2 separate regions of the Homo sapiens genome follow, and region 1 is linked to region 2. The links are chromatin loops, found by intact Hi-C in ENCODE. Cell type or tissue: ascending aorta. All regions are shown on one strand. Region 1 overlaps SDC3 (syndecan 3). Region 2 holds the start of LINC01778 (long intergenic non-protein coding RNA 1778).

Region 1 (8,000 bases), 65 kb after region 2:
CAGGATGCCCTTTTTCCCACTGTGGCACCTGCCTCCACCCACATCCCCACCCCAGCCCCAACAGGAGAGCAGGTAGCAGCCCTGGCTCAGGCGCCCACAGCCTCCAAGACCGTGGACAAATCCTCTTCCCCCTTCTCTGCCTTTCCTTTGCCCCATTTGCAAAATGGAAAACCAAGCATGGTGGTCTAAGGGCCTTTCTGATTCTGACACTCTGGACTCCCAAGAATTTGATCCTTAGGTCAAGGAGATCCAGGACAATGTAATTTACGAGAGGGAAAAAATGGAAATAACCCACATACTGAACGACAGGGGACGAGTTAAATAAATGAGGGTACAACCATAACATGGAATATTACGCAGCTATCAACAATTGAGTTCTCACAAATCTACACTGTCTAATGAGGTTATTAAAAGACATAAATGTGTCATAGAAGGCTTTTTTTTACTTGCTACAAGGAATATTGAAGGATGTAGGAAAATGCACATATTGATCATCAGAAGACAAGACAGTATAGCTGTTGATAGGAATATGCAGATGGCTCTCTCAATTCCGATGTGACTTTGGGCAGATATTTAACTCTCTCAGGCTGCTTTAACTGGTAAAACAAAGATAAGAATGCCCACCTCGTGGGGTTTACAGAAGGAGGCTGGGCATGTTCACCCATTAACAAATTGCTCAGTAAATGCTGGCTATTAATATGAGTATCATCATTATGTTTAAAAAATAGGTTACAAAAAATATGTAGAACTTGATCCTGTTTTAATGAACTCACTATCAAAGTGAATTTCCAAATGCTGCATTATAACTAAAGGTTCCCAGAGGCTCTCTCTGGGTGGTGGGATTACAGGCAGCTTTAATTTCTTCTCAGGACCTTTCTGTATTTTCCACAATTTCTCCGATAAACCCATAGCACTTTTGTTATTAGAGAGCGCACATCCTCCCTGAGTCTCCATCCCTGGTGTTCTCTGGTCTGTGAAACTTCCGGGTCCCCTGGTTCTGCTGAGACCCCATTGAGACTGTTCGTGAGGGACCTTACGAGGAAACTGAAAAGGGGGGTGGAAAGGAAATGAACACAAAAGCCTCTGAGGGAGCTGGCAGGGCCCACGGCCCAACCGAGTCTCACCACAGACAGGCTGGCTTGGCAGGACCTGGCTCCCTCCCCTGGCATCAGCCTGTCTGGCGGCCACCTTGGCCTGTGGTGCCCAGACACCCACCCGCCCGCCTTCTCCCATCAGCCCTGTTCCTGGCTCAGCCGGGCTGGCCAGTCTCTGTTGAGGTGCAGACTGGCTGCCCTACAGCAGCCCACTCTGTCCCCTGTGCCTAGACAGAAGCTGACAATGCAACCCTGGGAAAGCCAGGCCCCCTCCTCAACCCAGGGCTGGGACGCCTCCGTCACCGCCCCATCAATCCCAGCCACCTGCCCTCTCACGTCACTCTTGGCCACCCTGACTCACACTGCTCATTGATGCCTGTCCCCAAGCTCGTGCCTGAGAGCAGGACCACCCACTGAGGCCCCGTTTCCAGACCCAGCAGCACCCCCCACACCCCACTCCCAGCTGCCCACCCCCATACTCCTCCCACACAAAACTATTTACAGTTCTGGGAACACGGGCTCCTTCAGGCCTGTTCCTGCTTCCTGGAATACCTTTCCCCACCATCTCTGCCTGGCCAGCACCTACTCAGCTGGTTAATCAGTAAAACCAATGGTTATTAAGCTCCTACTGTGTGCCAAGCACCATCCTAGGCACTAGATATGTCCCCACAAAGCTGGCTCAGCTCACACAATGCCTCCTTTGTCAGCCTGCTTGAATGTCACATACGCACGCCAACCACCTCCCTGGTCCAAATTAGGAAGTCCTTTCTTGGGGACTCAGTACCTCCACTGTGTTGTCATTTACTAAGGGAGAAGGCCCACCAACCATGCTCCCATCACTCTAACAGGCCCTTCCACTGGATCTCAGTGAAACCACTCAGCTGCCCTGGGAAGCAGATAATATGGTCTCCATTTATAGATGAGGAGACTGAGCCTGTTAAGCCACCAGTGGGGTCACACAGGAGTTGAATTCTGGCCTTGTTGAGTCTAAATCCTGTGTTCAGTGAACTCCTGAACCCCTGAGAATGCCTGCAGGGAATGCCAGTTTGTGATTCAAGACTCCTTCCACTGAGCACTTTTCTGGAAAAGGCTGGGCCATTCCATCCCTTATGAAAATGATCACAGCCCCGACGGAGGGAGCCCTCACTAAGTGCCAGGTTCCTTATATGCACATTGCCTCATTTCTCTTCTCACTTGACCAGAAAGGGATTGCCATTCCCATTTCACAGATGGGCAAACTAAAATTCAGAGAGGTGAAGCAACTGGCTCAAAGTCACACAGCAATGGGCCAGGATTTGAACCCAAGATTAGCTGAACCCCAAAGACCATGCCCTTTGGATTGCAGAGCACACCTGCTCCTAGCCCTAATCAGTTTCCCCTACCAGAAGGCTCTCAAAAGCAGGGCAAATGTCAGAGACCAGCACCACCTCACACTCAGCTCCCTGCACAGAGACAGCCTGAAAGCCTGGGAGTGAGTAGAAATGGAGGACAAGGCGCACTCACACGACAGGTGGCCCAGCTCAGGTAGGCACCCCCTGCCCCCACCATGACTCACCAGCAGGTGCCTCTAGGAGTCTGTCTCCAGGCTCCATGACGGTCACTGCCAGCAAACACGGCAAGGGTTGCCCGCTCCTGGGGCCCAGGAGTCTCCGAGGAACAACCTGGTGTGGAGTTAGGTGTTCCCGCCCTGGCTTCCCACTCCCAAACTGGTTACCTGGTCACATCCCTTCGCCTCACTGGGCCTCGCTCTGTCCTCCTATGAAACGGGAATAATGATCCCCAACACACAGAGATACCAGCTGTCACGTGCCTAGTGGTGATAGGCAGTTAGTAGGCACTGGGACATGACACTGTGTCCCCACTCAAAGCTCACCTCCCTGAACCACCAAATCCACCCAAACGACGTCCCCACGTGCCCAGCTAGTCTGCAAAACCAGGGCTAGTCCTCAATCGCTTACCACTGCCTGAAAATTGGCTGGTTTATTTCCGGGCTTCAGAGGAATGTGTCTGTCTCCCCCTCCAATTGCTCCTGGTGGCAGTGACTGGGTCTGTGTGGTCATTTCTCTAACCCCAGGGCTCAGACTGCTTCTGGAACACAGTCAGCCTCCATCAGTCTTTGTTCAGTGAATACTGTGGGTTGCATCATCCCCCAGAGATCTGCATCACCTGCCTCCTGCTCCCAATCGCTATGGGATCCCAAGGCAGGCCCTGCTCTTCTCTGGCCTCAGTCTCCCTGTGTGTAAAACCGAGGAATGAACAAGAGTTCTCTCTGATCCCTCCAAAATCCAGCCAGGAGGACTCCAAGTGAGCTGGGAGGAGGGAAGAGAAACAGACACTGATCCCAGCATATTTTGTCACAAAATGTTTATGTAAATTATATGCAAATATGCAGATCAGTGGGCTCCCAGTGGAGCATACATTCTGGCCATTTCTCAACCAGGACTGGAAGAAAGCAGCCTTCACTGAGCACACACTAAGCACTGGACTCTACCTTCTCAGGAGCCAGTGAAATGGGCCTCCTTACTCCACAGAGGCAGAAAGCCCAGGCGACTTGCTAGAGGTCAGTGAGCTCAGCCGGAGAGTCAGGATGGGATTCAGGACTGGAGCAGGGACAGGGAGAGCAGGCAGGGTGGGACGTGGCAGTGGGAAGGGGCTGGAGGAGCACATGGAGGCCCCTAAGAGCAGAAGGATCCTCAGCCTGACCTTGGAATCACTTGAAGCCAGGTGAGGGGGCTCCAGGGACCTCGCCAGCCCTAGAGCTCTGCTGGGCTGACCCCAGCCTCCTCCAGGGAACTGAAGAGAACCTGCTGGAGTCAGCCTGAGCAGGCCCAGACCTTCCAGCTGTCCCGGGAGCCTGCACAGCTCTGACGGCTCCCCAAAGCCCTCCCCACACACATGCTGAGCATACACCCTGGGCACACACAGCACACACACACACATAACTGAAACGGCCCTGTCTGTAAGAATGTGTGTGTGTGTCCAGGCCTCTCCTCCTGAGGAGGCGGGCTGTGGTTCCCCGCACCCTCCTGTTTGCTGGGTTATTTATAACCAGCCCAAACTCACACACAGTGGAGATGCCACTCCCCGCCCCCAGCCTGGAGCAGTCCCACTGGCTTCTCGGCTGCTCCTCTTCTAGGGACAGAACAAGCCAGACTCAGATGATCTGAGCCACAGCAGCCTTGGAAGTCACCACCACCATCACCCAGATGGGAAACTGAGGCACAGAGCAAGGCATCAGACAAAAAGGCTGGAAGAAGGGTTGGCAGGGCCCTCAAAAGCCAGCCTAGGGCCACACTTGCCCCAGGACTGTCTCCAACCCAAGATGAGGCTCTGTGGGACACAGTGGGGTGAGAAAGGGAGGGAAGGAGGGAGCAGACATGTCCAAGCCCTCACCCTCCCCTCCAGAGGCCTGGGAGACACAGCAGGGACTCTGATGCTCGACTATGTGGCTCCAAATCCCAGGACAGAACTTCACCAGCTACGCGACTCTGGGCAAGTCAGTCTACCTCTCTGAGCCTCAGTTTCTTCACCTACTAAATGGGTATAGTAATAGGACTGACCTCAGGGGTTGGGAGGATTAAATAAGATGATCCAAACAAGGCTCTCAGCCCACAGTCTGACTACTTCTCAGCCTAGTGACCCAGAACAAGCTGCTTGGCTTGAGCCTCAGTTCCACCATCTGCAAATGGAACAATGATATGGCCCAGAGGGTCATAAGGACTGAAGCACTGGTTCCCACACACAGTACGTGGTCAGCACGTACAAATTCCATCCTCTTTTCCTCCATTCCCGGGGGCCCCATGGTTGCTGACCACCCCCAGATCCTCTCCTTGATGCTCCCTGTCTCCCGTCTCTGAGCATCTACTATGTGCTGAGCTTGGTGGGGGTTGTTCTAGATATTATGCCATGGAATCTTCTAAACAACTCTTCAAGGGATAAATTCCCTTCCCAGCTCTGCAGTGGGCCTTCTGCCTTGTTGAATATAGATGTTCTATAAATACTTGAGGGATGAATGGATGCAAGAATGAATGTGATCAAAAAGTCAGATAATCACAAGCGTTGGCGAGGACGTGGGGAAATCGGAACCCTCACACACCACTGGTGGGAATGTAAAACAGCACAGCCGCTTTAGGAAAGAGGCTGGCAGTCTCTCAAAATGTTAAATGGAGTTTCCATATGACTCAGTAATTCTACTCCTAGGGTATATATTCAAGAAAAATGAAAATATATATGTCCACACACCAAAAAAGGTAGCATTATTCATAATAGCCAAAAGATTGAAACCACCCAAATATCCATCAGCTGATGAATGAATAAATAAAATGTGGTATGTTCATACAATGGAATATTATTTGGCAAAAGAAAAAAAAACTAATACTGAGGCTGGGCATGGTGGCTCACACCTGTAATCCCAACACTTTGGGAGGCCGAGGTGGGAGGGTCACCTGAGGTCAGGAGTTCGAGACCAGCCTGGGCAACATGGTAAAACCCCATCTCTACTAAAAATACAAAATTAGCAAGGTGTGGTGGCACGTGCCTGTAGTCCCAGCTATTTGGGAGGCTGAGGCAGAATTGCTTGAACCTGGGAGGCAGAGGTTGCAGGGAGCCGAGATCATGCCATTGCACCCCAGCCTGGGCAACAAGAGCAAAACTCAGTCTCAAAAATAAACAAATGAACTAATACTGATACTACAGTGTGGATGAACCTTGAAACCATTATGTTAAGTGAAAGAAATTGGCCACAAAAGACCACATATTATATTATTCCATTTATATGAAATGTCTGGGATAGGCAAATCCATACAGACAGAAAATAGATTAGTGACAGCCTATGCCTGCAGGGATTGTGGAGAAACAAGGAGCAACTGTTAATGGGTACAGCGTTTCTTTCTGGGGTGATAAAAACGTTCTAAATTTAGTGATGGCTTTACAACTATGTAAATATACTAAAAACCACTGAATTAAATACTTTAGATGGGCAAGATGTATATGAGTTATATATCAATAAAGCTGTTGTTTCAAAAATAACAATGAATATGAGACTGAGGCTCAGAGAGGACAAGAAACTTGCCCAGGGTCACACAGCAGAGCCTGGACTCAAGTTCAGAGAAGCCCAGCATTCCTTATCCTGACAACACGCTTGTCTTGGCCCTGCTCACCTCCTCTCCCATTTGAACATCTTCTTACCAAGCCTCAGGTGAAGCCTCCACAGCCCCCGCCCCCAGACAGGCAAACGTTTAGTCCGCAGACCACAAGTGGGAGGCCCAGCTCAGCAACTGCCTCTTCTAGGCTGTTCAAAGGCCACTTTGTCAGGTGGGGCCAGTGGAGGGGGACAGGCTCAGCCCAGAGTCTTCAGAGACTCCAGGGACTCCAGACCCAGGCTATCTGCCGTCCCCAACCCTCGACCCCAGCATTCCAGCTGCAGCCCTCAGTGGTTCCGGATGCCCCACCCCACCCTTTGACCATGTGCCTCACCCCTGGCTGCCCTCAGGAAAAGGCATGAGGATATGTCCCTGCCAGGGAAGGGGCAGAGCCTATCAGGGTCCCAGTGGTAAAACACGCCTGAATTTTAACTCAAGTCCATCTGCCCTCTGTCCCCATGGCTGTCTAGGGCAACCCTGAGGACAGGTGCCTCTTCAGGCCCCACCCTTCACCCTGGCCCCATCTTCACCTGGCTCCCAAGCACCAGCTCCGCCCAGCACAGCTGGCAGCCGCCAAGCCCCTCGGGTGGTTTCCACTCTACTCTCTGGCAGAGGCCTGTCTGTCCTGGGCTAGGCCTGGGCTGGAGCTACCAGGCCTTTGTCTGGAAGGTGCTCGGTAGCCCCGTCTCTCCTGCCTGGCTGAACTCAGGTATGAAGCCTAAAACCCCTTAGGCCCTGTCTTGAGCCTCAACACCTTGGCTTTGCCTCCCAGACTCTGATCTCTCAGCCATTAAGAAGGGAGGAGGAGGCCAGGAGCAGTGGCTCACACCTGTAATCCCAGAATTTTGGGAGGCTGAGGCGGGTGGATCACGAGATCAGGAGTTCGAGACCCCGTCTCTACTAAAAATACAAAAATTAGCTGGGCATGGTGGCGCACACCTGTAATCCCAGCTACTCAGAAGGCTGAGGCAGGAGGATGGCTTGAACCCGGGAGGTGGAGATTGCAGTGAGCCAAGATCACGCCACTGCACTCCAGCCTGGGCGACACAGTGAGACGCCGTCAAAAAAAAAAAAAAAAGAGGAAGAAGAAGAAGGGAGGAGGCCTCACAGTGCCTTAGACTGCCAGGCAGGGACCACAGAGGATCCTGAGTGGGGAGGCCAAGAACTCTACAAGGACCCCCTGCCCCTCAGCAATGGGGTGCAGGGAGCCAAAGAAAACCCAGTGCTCACCCCCCCAACCCAACATCCTCCTCCAGCCTCCTGCAGGTCCTGCGTTCCCCAGGTATCCTGCCAGCCCCTTCTCCACACAGCTACAGGCTCTTCCTCTCCCCCACTGAGCTCAGAGTCCAAACACCTGCCAGGGCTCAAGGACCCTGAGTGCCCTGGCCCCTATCCCTGCAGCCCAGGGATAAGGCCTGGCCTCCACTCCTCATGTGTCACCTGAACGTGGCTTCCCTGAATCAAACTGCTTCAGGTCTCAGCTGACCCACCCACTCCACCAGGAATAGCTCCCTGAGCATCCCCAGGCAGGATCAGAAGCCCAGCTTCTGCCAGTAGGGACCTAGTCACACCAGCTTGGCCCCCTCCCCTGTAGGAAGCTCCACCAGGGCAAGGTTGCCCACCAGCCTTAGCCCCAGGCCCCCAGGCCCCCAGGGAATGAATGAATGAATGAATGAATGATCCTAAAACAGTCTACCAAACAGAAACCAAAGCTCTGCAGTAGACAGTGCTTGTGGGAGAGGAACTGGGCTAGAAAAGATGGACT
Region 2 (8,000 bases):
GAGGAGCAGCTGGGCTCCCAGAGGAAGCGCAAGACCTGCAGCCCCTCCACTGACAAGGTCAGGGCTCAGGGTCTCAAACAGAATCCAAGACTCTTTCTCTGCTTGGCCAAAGGTCAGAGGAATTAGCCTTGGAGTAACTAGTTTATGAGGCCTTGGACAGGTCACGGGAGTTCCTCATTCTAGCAAATGGAGGTGAGTTATTGGTATTAGGTTGCTCTGAGGTCTAAATATGAGAATACATATAAAGCAGCTGAGGATAACAAAAGGTATGGTTATTAGGGGGCAGGAATTGGTCCCTATTCATGTCAGGGAATAACAGAATGCAGCTTACAGCAGTGGTTTTCAAAAAAGCACACATTGTCCTTTCAGCCACTAGATTGCTGGTTCTCAAGCTTTAGCCCCTGGGGGAGGGGGAGCTGTTGAAACAGACTGCTGGCCCCACTCCCCTGGAGTTTCTGATTCTGCAGCTGCTCTGGCGTGGGGCCTGAGAATTTGCATTCTCAGACGTTCCCAGGTGATGCTGATGCGGCTGGTCTGGAGTCCAGGCTTTGAGAAGCACTGCCCTTGATCACCAGTTCTCAACTGTGGCTGCACCTTAGCGTGGATCAGGGGGATGCCTCAGCCAGCTCTGAGTCCTGGGTCACACTCTTGGAGATTCTGAGGGTACAGCTCCGACACTGGGAGTTTTCCAAGCTCCCAGTTGATTCTAATGTGCAAGCCCAAATTGAGAACCGCTGCCCTGAGTAGAGGGAGGAGAGCTAAACGGGCCTCCTCGTTGAGTGGGCCCGCCTGTAGCATCTGCCACAACCACCAGCCACTAAGAGCAGGCAGCTGTGGGGAGGGGTTTGAGAAAGCCCTATCATTGCTAACAATAATAAAAGCTAACATTTCTGAAACGTTCACATGGGCCAGGCACTTTCTTCAATACTTTATATCTAATAGTTCATGAAATCCTCATAACAACCCCATGAGATGATAATGGTATTATTTGCAGTTTACATTTCAGCCTGATATACAAGGAAGTCGGGTCACTTATCAAAGGTCAAACAGCCAGAAAGCAATGGAGTCAGGATTTGAAAACAGCATACCCACCTCATTTCTTTTTTTGAAACAGAGTCTCGCTCTGTTGCCCAGGCTAGAGTGCAGTGGAACCATCTTACCTCACTGCAACCTCCACTTCCGGGTTCAAGTGATTCTCCTGCCTCAGCCTCCGGAGTGGCTGGGACTACAGGCACATACCACCACACCTGGCTAATTTTTGTATTTTTAGTAGAGACAGCATTTCCCCATATTGACCAGGCTGGTCTCGATCTCCTGACCTCAAGTGATCTGCCCGCCTTGGCCTCCCAAAGTGCTGAGATTACAGGTGTGAGCCCCCACACCTGACTGGGTCCTAGTTCTTGACCACTGGGCTAAGCAGAATGTATTTATGATTAATTATTGTGAAATTAAAAAAAAGGTTTTGTGGGAGAAAAACTCATTTTGTGTCTACTCTTTGCTCTGGAAGCTTTTCAGGGGCATTGGGCCAAATATGATACAATGCTGACTTTAAAATATCTGATTTACCTTTTCCAAAGCACATTTGCAGATGTGATCTTATTTTGACAGCCCCAACAACATGATCTCTCTCTACCACTCTTCCCTCAACCCCTGCTCCAGTGAAATAAACAACTTCACCATTCATTTCAACTCACCCAACATTTACTAAGTATGTACTTTGTGCCAGCCACCAGGCTACAGCTTGAGGACATAGAGATGTCAAGACCGTGAGACTCAGAGAGGCAGTGACCTGGCCAGGGGTGAGTTAAAGGCAGAGCCTGGGCCCGGCTCATCTAATGCTCTCATCTTGGAGGAGCTGAGGGATGAACAGGAAAGGAAGGTGGTCCTGCAGGAGCTGCAACAGTGTTCTTGCCTGCTTTGGGACTGGCATGGCCTCTGATGGCTCCTGGAGAAAAGACTCCAAGTTGGGAGCTGGCAGGAATTAGAAGAGGGGCATGAATGCCCAGGCTTAGAGCAAGAACTTATGAGCTCCTGCTCAGACAAAAACCTTGGCCCAGCTCCTTCTGGCCTCCACGTACCCTCACCCCTTCTCTACCCCCAGGCAGGCAGCTTTCCTATCTAAAAGGGCAATTACTCCAAGCAACCAGGAAGGCCAGAACCAGGGGACAAATTTCCCAACATGACTCTGGTCTGGACTTTAACCTTCAAATGACAGTCTATTCACAATCCTTGTGTCTGTTCACAATGTTAACATGTAAATGTGAACATAGTCAATAACCACAATTTTTGTTACCCTGTTAGGGCACATCTCTTTTTTTAACCATATCCAGAGGCCTTAAAAAACAGAAGTGGTCCAGGTCACTCTCCACCTCTGACAGGCTCTGCTGAGAGATCAGGGGACAGTGGCCCAGAGAGGAATGACTTGCCCGAGGTCACACAGCAAGCCAGTGTCAGAATCCACAAAAACCCAGGACTTCTGACTCCTACCCAGGTCTCCTTGGGGTTCAAAAAGACCCCCTCACCAGAGAAACCTGCTCGTAAATGTCCCAGTTCTTTCTTTTTCCTTTATTTATTTATTTATTTATTTTTTTTTTTTGGGACGGAGTCTCGCCCTGTCGCGCAGGCTGGAGTGCGGTGGCGCGATCTCGGCTCACTGCAAGCTCCACCTCCCGGGTTCACGCCATTCCCCTGCCTCAGCCTCCCGAGTAGCTGGGACTACAGGCGCCTGCCACCACCCCAGCTAATTTTTTGTATTTTTAGTAGAGACGGGGTTTCACCGTGTTAGCCAGGACGGTCTCGATCTCCTGACCTCGTGATCCACCTGCCTCGGCCTCCCAGAGTGCTGGGATTACAGGTGTGAGCCACTGCGCCTGGCCATGTCCCAGTTCTTAAGCAGCTCATGTCTACTTACAGCGTCAGCCACCACCTTTATGCAGGCCACCCCAGCCCAGACCTCTCCCACCCAGCCCCACCCAGAGGTCTCACAAGCATCTCAGATGCTGAGGCTCCAACTCTGAACTAACCACCTTTCCCTTGAAATCTACCCCACCCGTATTCCCTCTCCCCCAACCTTTAGTTGCTCAAGCCAGAAACATAGGTGTTACCCCAAGCAGATTCCTCTCCATCACCCCCACAACCTCCAGTAAACCAGTAGGGCCCATCACTTCTACCTGTCCTTTACCTTTCTTGAACCCATCCCTTTTCCTCTCCCTTCCACCACCACATGAAGACGACCTCATCATTTCAGCCCTCATCCATCAGAACCTCTCCCCTTCAGTTCACGCTTTTCTTCGACAAGTGTGTGAACACTCACTGTGGGCCTGGCACTCTACCCTGGGCTGGGGTGCAGCATTGAGCAAGACAGCCAAGATTCTGTCACCGGCATGACTGCACGAAAACCACTTTGACCACACTTCTCCCTTGCTCTGATCCCTGGGTGGCTGCAAACTGCCCCTGAGTTCAAGTGCAAACTCCCTCATGCAGGTATTCACATTCCTGGACCTTCCAACCACCCCTGATCCTTCCAGATGGGTCTGTCATTGTGCCCTGCCCAGGCTGATCCAAACAAGCTTTTGGCCATCCTCCCAAACACCAGCTCAAAGACCCCCTCCTCCACAAAGCTTCCCTGCCTGAGTCAAGCACCCCACCTGGCAGGGTGAGTTTTGCCTTCTTCTGGAATCCCATTGAAACCCAGGATTTGTGTGCCTGCCTCCCAGACTGGGCTGTGATTCCAGGCGCTCAGGGGACTGAGCCATCGCCAAGCCCAGAACCTGGCACTGATGGGCATCAATGTGTTGTGTTGATGGATGGACAGACAGAGGGGTGGGTAGAGCAAAGTCCAACTGCCCTTTTCATTCACTCGGCCCAGTGCCTATGCCTTTGTAGTTTTCTGGAAGTCCCTCCAGCTGTCTAACCTCCCCTGCTGGCATTATGGAAGCTCATGCCCAATTGTTCTCTAAATCTGTCCCCTTCCCTTCCCCAAAGCCCAGACCGTCCTGCCTTTCCCTTGACTGGGCAACAAGTCAACAAGAACAAAGGTCTGGTGAGGCCAACCAGGGAAAGGCCAGCCCGGGCCTCTCGGGATCTCAAGCCCTCGGCCTGTGTGTGTGCCAGAGCTTCCCACAGACTCGGGAAGAAGGTGCCGGAGGCTTGCCGGGCGGCCTTGCGGTTTGAAGCAGTGAGTCACCTTCTGGCTGCAAGTCAAGGAACTCTCACTGCGCCCTTGTTTGGACAAGACGAGGAGGCGCACTCAGAGTCAGAGACCCCGGGGCAGAGACAGGGGCAAGAAGAAGGGGCCACCGAGACCCCAAGAGAGTCAGGGAGACAGACGCACCAAACGACCGACACAACCAGGGACAGGTACGGCACGCAGAGAGAGAGGAGAAGGACAGAGGTAGCCAGCCCAGAACTGAGAGGGAGAGCGGGGAGCGCAGGGAGAGGAATCGCGCCGCCGGTGTAGACAGCTGGGCTCCCTGCGCATGCTCTGTCCTCCCCCTCGCGGCTCCCACCGCAGGCCCGGACCCAGAAGTGGACAAAAATGGAGCCAATGGGCTTCCAGACCGGGACATTACCTCACCAGCACCGGCTGCCATTGGCCGGCGCCCCCGCCGGGGCGGGCTGTTGCTATGACAGCCCAGGCCGGCGTTGCAGAGGGATGTTCGGAGGAAGCTCCGGGCGGGAGAGCCGCGTCCACTCCTCTTTCCAGACTATGATGGGGCCCAGGGACCCCTCCCCTCCGACTGAGCCCCATAGACCCCCTACTCAGGCCAGAAGGGGAAAGCTGAGCTCCTGCTGGCCCAGGCATCAGAATTCCTGTAAAGACGCCCATTCGGCCCTCTCCCTCAACCTGGCCCACAGTCCCTTGCCAAGACCACCCCGCCCCCACAACCTGGAACCACACACTCATCCATACACCCTGCAAACAGCAATGAGCACCCTCCAGCATCCAGGTGCACCTGGGCTCTGCAGACGCAAAGATGAGTCCACCTCCACCCCTGCCCTCACAAAGCCCCCCACCCCCACAGTCTGATCAAGCAAGCAGTCCAGGAGAAAATGGCAAGGCAGTGTGTTAAGGATTAAAATAGAGGGAGCACGGAGGTTGTGGGAACACAGAGGAGGGGTCCCTATCCAACCTACCGAATCAGGAGGACTGCTGGGAGAAAGGGATACAGAGCCAGGACCTGAAAGAGCCAGATGAGGAACGGTGGGGAAGGGATTCTCAGCAGAGGGGACAGCCTGCGCAAAGACTGGAGGCAGTAAAAAGCAAGGAACACTCGAGGCACTATGGCAGGAAATTAGATGGTGGGGTTCGGGGTGTTGGAGAGGAGGAGGAGTTTAAAGTAAAGCTGAAAGGGGAAGCAGGAACAAGATCCCAAAGGGCTTGAATGTCGTGCTAAGGGATCTTGGACCACATTCTCAGGCAGTTGGGGGATGGAAGGGGAGAGGGCTATGATTAGGTTTGCATTTTAGGAAGATCTCCACTCTTGCAGCTGTGTGGAGGATGGGCTGGAGGGGACTAGGAGACCAGTCATTGCAGGGACTGGGGAAAGTCAGGGCAGGGGGGACTAAGGCTACCCGAGCTGGAGTAGAGATGGAGAGACCCAAACTCAGGAGGAGGTGTAAAGGACGTGGAGCCATAGTTCAGGTGACTGAGGAGATGGCACCAACTCACCTGGGAGGCTCTGAGGGCTTCTCTGGCAGCCAGATAGGATCACCGCTCTCCTTCCATATGATATTTGTGTCAGCTTGTGTATGCAACTTTCGTTTCAAGAATCATGCTGCATTGAAAAGATGTCTATCTCTTTTCACATCTCCCCACCCTCTACACACACACACACACACACACACACACACACACACACAGAGGCTGTGATTCACCTCCGTTCCCAGCACTCAACACAGAGCTTCATCCCAAGTACGCTTCCACAAATCCAAACCCCCATCAGCCCCCTCCCCATTACCCTTACCCCAGCCTCCACCCACCCCTCCCAGCCTCTGCACTTCCTTTCCAACCTCCATGCACCTGCTTCCCATCTCTTTAGTCATGTCGTAGCCACCACCTAGGAGCTGGGACTGCCCCCCTGCTCACCATGTCTGCCCTTCCTATCACCCCTCAGCAGGGAGGAAAAGTTGCCTATCTGTTGGGTCAGATTTCTGAAGACTGATGAGGCCCATTTTCTGGTAAGCGGGGTCATTACAGTGCAATCATTGGGTTGTTATGAGAATTAAATAAGGTTTGTTGCCTGGCACATGTAACTATCCAATCAATCAGCTATAGTAATGGCATTATTATGGGTGTTAGAGGAGGATGGAGAGGGCTGGTGAGGACTCCAGTGTGGCATAGCCCTGCTTTGGGATACCGGTGTTTGCTTCACTCATTACAGAGTGGTGTCTTGACTTCTCATTTGTCACACGTACTTGTTATTCACTCTCTCGAGGAAAAACATGAAACAAAGTAGATGGTGGGACAAGAGTCCTGGGTTTTTATTTTTATTATTATTATTATTATTTTTGAGACAGAGTCTCACTCTTGTCACCCAGGCTGGAGTGAAATGACATGATCTCAGCTCACTGAAACTTCTGCCTCCCAGGTTCAAGCAATTCTCCTGCCTCAGCCTCGCGAGTAGCTGGGATTACAGGTAGGTGCCACCAAGCCCGGCTAATTTTTGTATTTTTAGTAGAGATGGGGTTTTGCCATGTTGGCCAGGCTGGTCTCAAACTCCTGACCTCAAGTGAACCACCTGCCTCGGCCTCCCAGAGTGCTGGGATTACAGGCATCAGCCACCATGCCCAGCTGAGTCCTGGATTTTTGTCATAATACCACATGAATACCGTCAAACTCTCACGGAAATCCCTGATGCAGTGGTTACAGATGTCCTCTCCCAATGAATCAAGACAGGACAATTGAGTGGCTTCTTAAATGTCAAAAGAATCAACTCAGATCTTCCAATTAAGGAACCTTCAGGATGTCAGAGCTGGCAATGCCCTTAGAATCCTCTTATTCAACCTTTGGTTTGACATATGAGGAAACTGAGGGCCAGAGAAGGCAAGTGACTGCTCAGAGTCACACAGTTGGGTTGACCAGCAGAACCAGAGTCTTTTTAGGCACCCAGTTTCCCCCTCACTGCACTTTCCCAAATCCGGTCTGTCTTGCAACTGAACAGTGACTAGAACCTCCTCTAGCCAGGGCACATGTAGGCCCTTCACATACTGTTACATTAAACATTCACGACAGCCCTGCAGGATGGCTATTGTTAATCCTATCTGAAAGGTCCAGAGAGAGAAAGTATCTCCTCCAAGACCACACAGTGTTACTGAATTGAACCCAGGCCTGTCAGGTTCCAAGGCCCATGTTCTTGGCATAGCAATGTGTTGACTCTAGGACTGCTCAGGTGGTTTATTTAGAACTTGTGGGCATCAGAGTGATTTGCCAATATAATCACTAAAAGAAGAGGTGAATCTGCTACTTGATGAAAACAAAAGAGGGCCTAGAATCTTCTGCACATCAGTGCTTCATGTACCTGCCCTGTTGTGTGGAAGCGCTCCTCTAAAAGCAGTAGGAGTCAAAGGGTTATGCCCCATCTGAGGGTATAGAAGAGAACCAGCTAGGCTTGGGCATATTTTCTGAGTGAGGCACCACCACCCAAGTTCTCTGAGTAGAGGGTCCTCGGAAGGAGACACAGGAGAGTGTGTTTTTATTTTTATTTTTATTTTGAGATGGATTCTCATTCTGCTGCCCAGGCTGGAGTGCAATGGCATGATCTTGGCTCACTGCAACCTCCACTCCCAGGTTCAAGCGATTCTCCTGCCTCAGCCTCCCAAGTAGATGGGATTACCAGTGTCTGCCACAATGCCCAGCTAATTTTTTGTATTTTTAGTAGAGACACGGTTTCACCATGTTGGCCAGGCTGGTCTTGAACTCCTGACCTCAAGTGATCTACCCACCTCCGCCTCCTAAAGTGTTGGGATTACAGGCTAGAGTATGTTTTAATGAGGTCTCT

The links. Peaks named below come from ENCODE experiments on the same cell type or tissue, not always from the same donor. Only the 100,000 strongest peaks of a DNase experiment are listed, where the experiment ranks them.
Region 1: a loop joins it to region 2, with 4 times the contacts of the local background. A loop is called at or near these places in 10 of 110 quality-filtered maps.

What each region holds. Positions count from the first base shown.
Region 1 is chr1:30,884,554-30,892,553 of GRCh38, forward strand. The region is part of intron 1 of SDC3 (syndecan 3); the gene reads right to left. Among named protein-coding and RNA genes, the nearest start is that of SDC3, 20 kb to the right of the region's middle. RefSeq lists enhancers at 1,223-1,723, 3,916-3,975, 4,156-4,215, 6,307-7,022. In ascending aorta, no CTCF peak of the experiment used is centred here; DNase peaks (open chromatin) are centred at 1,180, 1,446, 3,128 and 4,038; H3K4me3 peaks cover 390 bases; H3K27ac peaks cover 6,839 bases.
Region 2 is chr1:30,820,015-30,828,014 of GRCh38, forward strand. It overlaps LINC01778 (long intergenic non-protein coding RNA 1778), which reads left to right and starts at 4,638. Exons shown (of 3, transcript NR_146732.1): 1 at 4,638-4,814; 2 at 6,117-6,180. RefSeq lists an enhancer at 3,863-4,365. In ascending aorta, a CTCF peak has its summit at 4,408; DNase peaks (open chromatin) are centred at 3,322, 4,147 and 4,557; H3K4me3 peaks cover 1,461 bases; H3K27ac peaks cover 2,390 bases.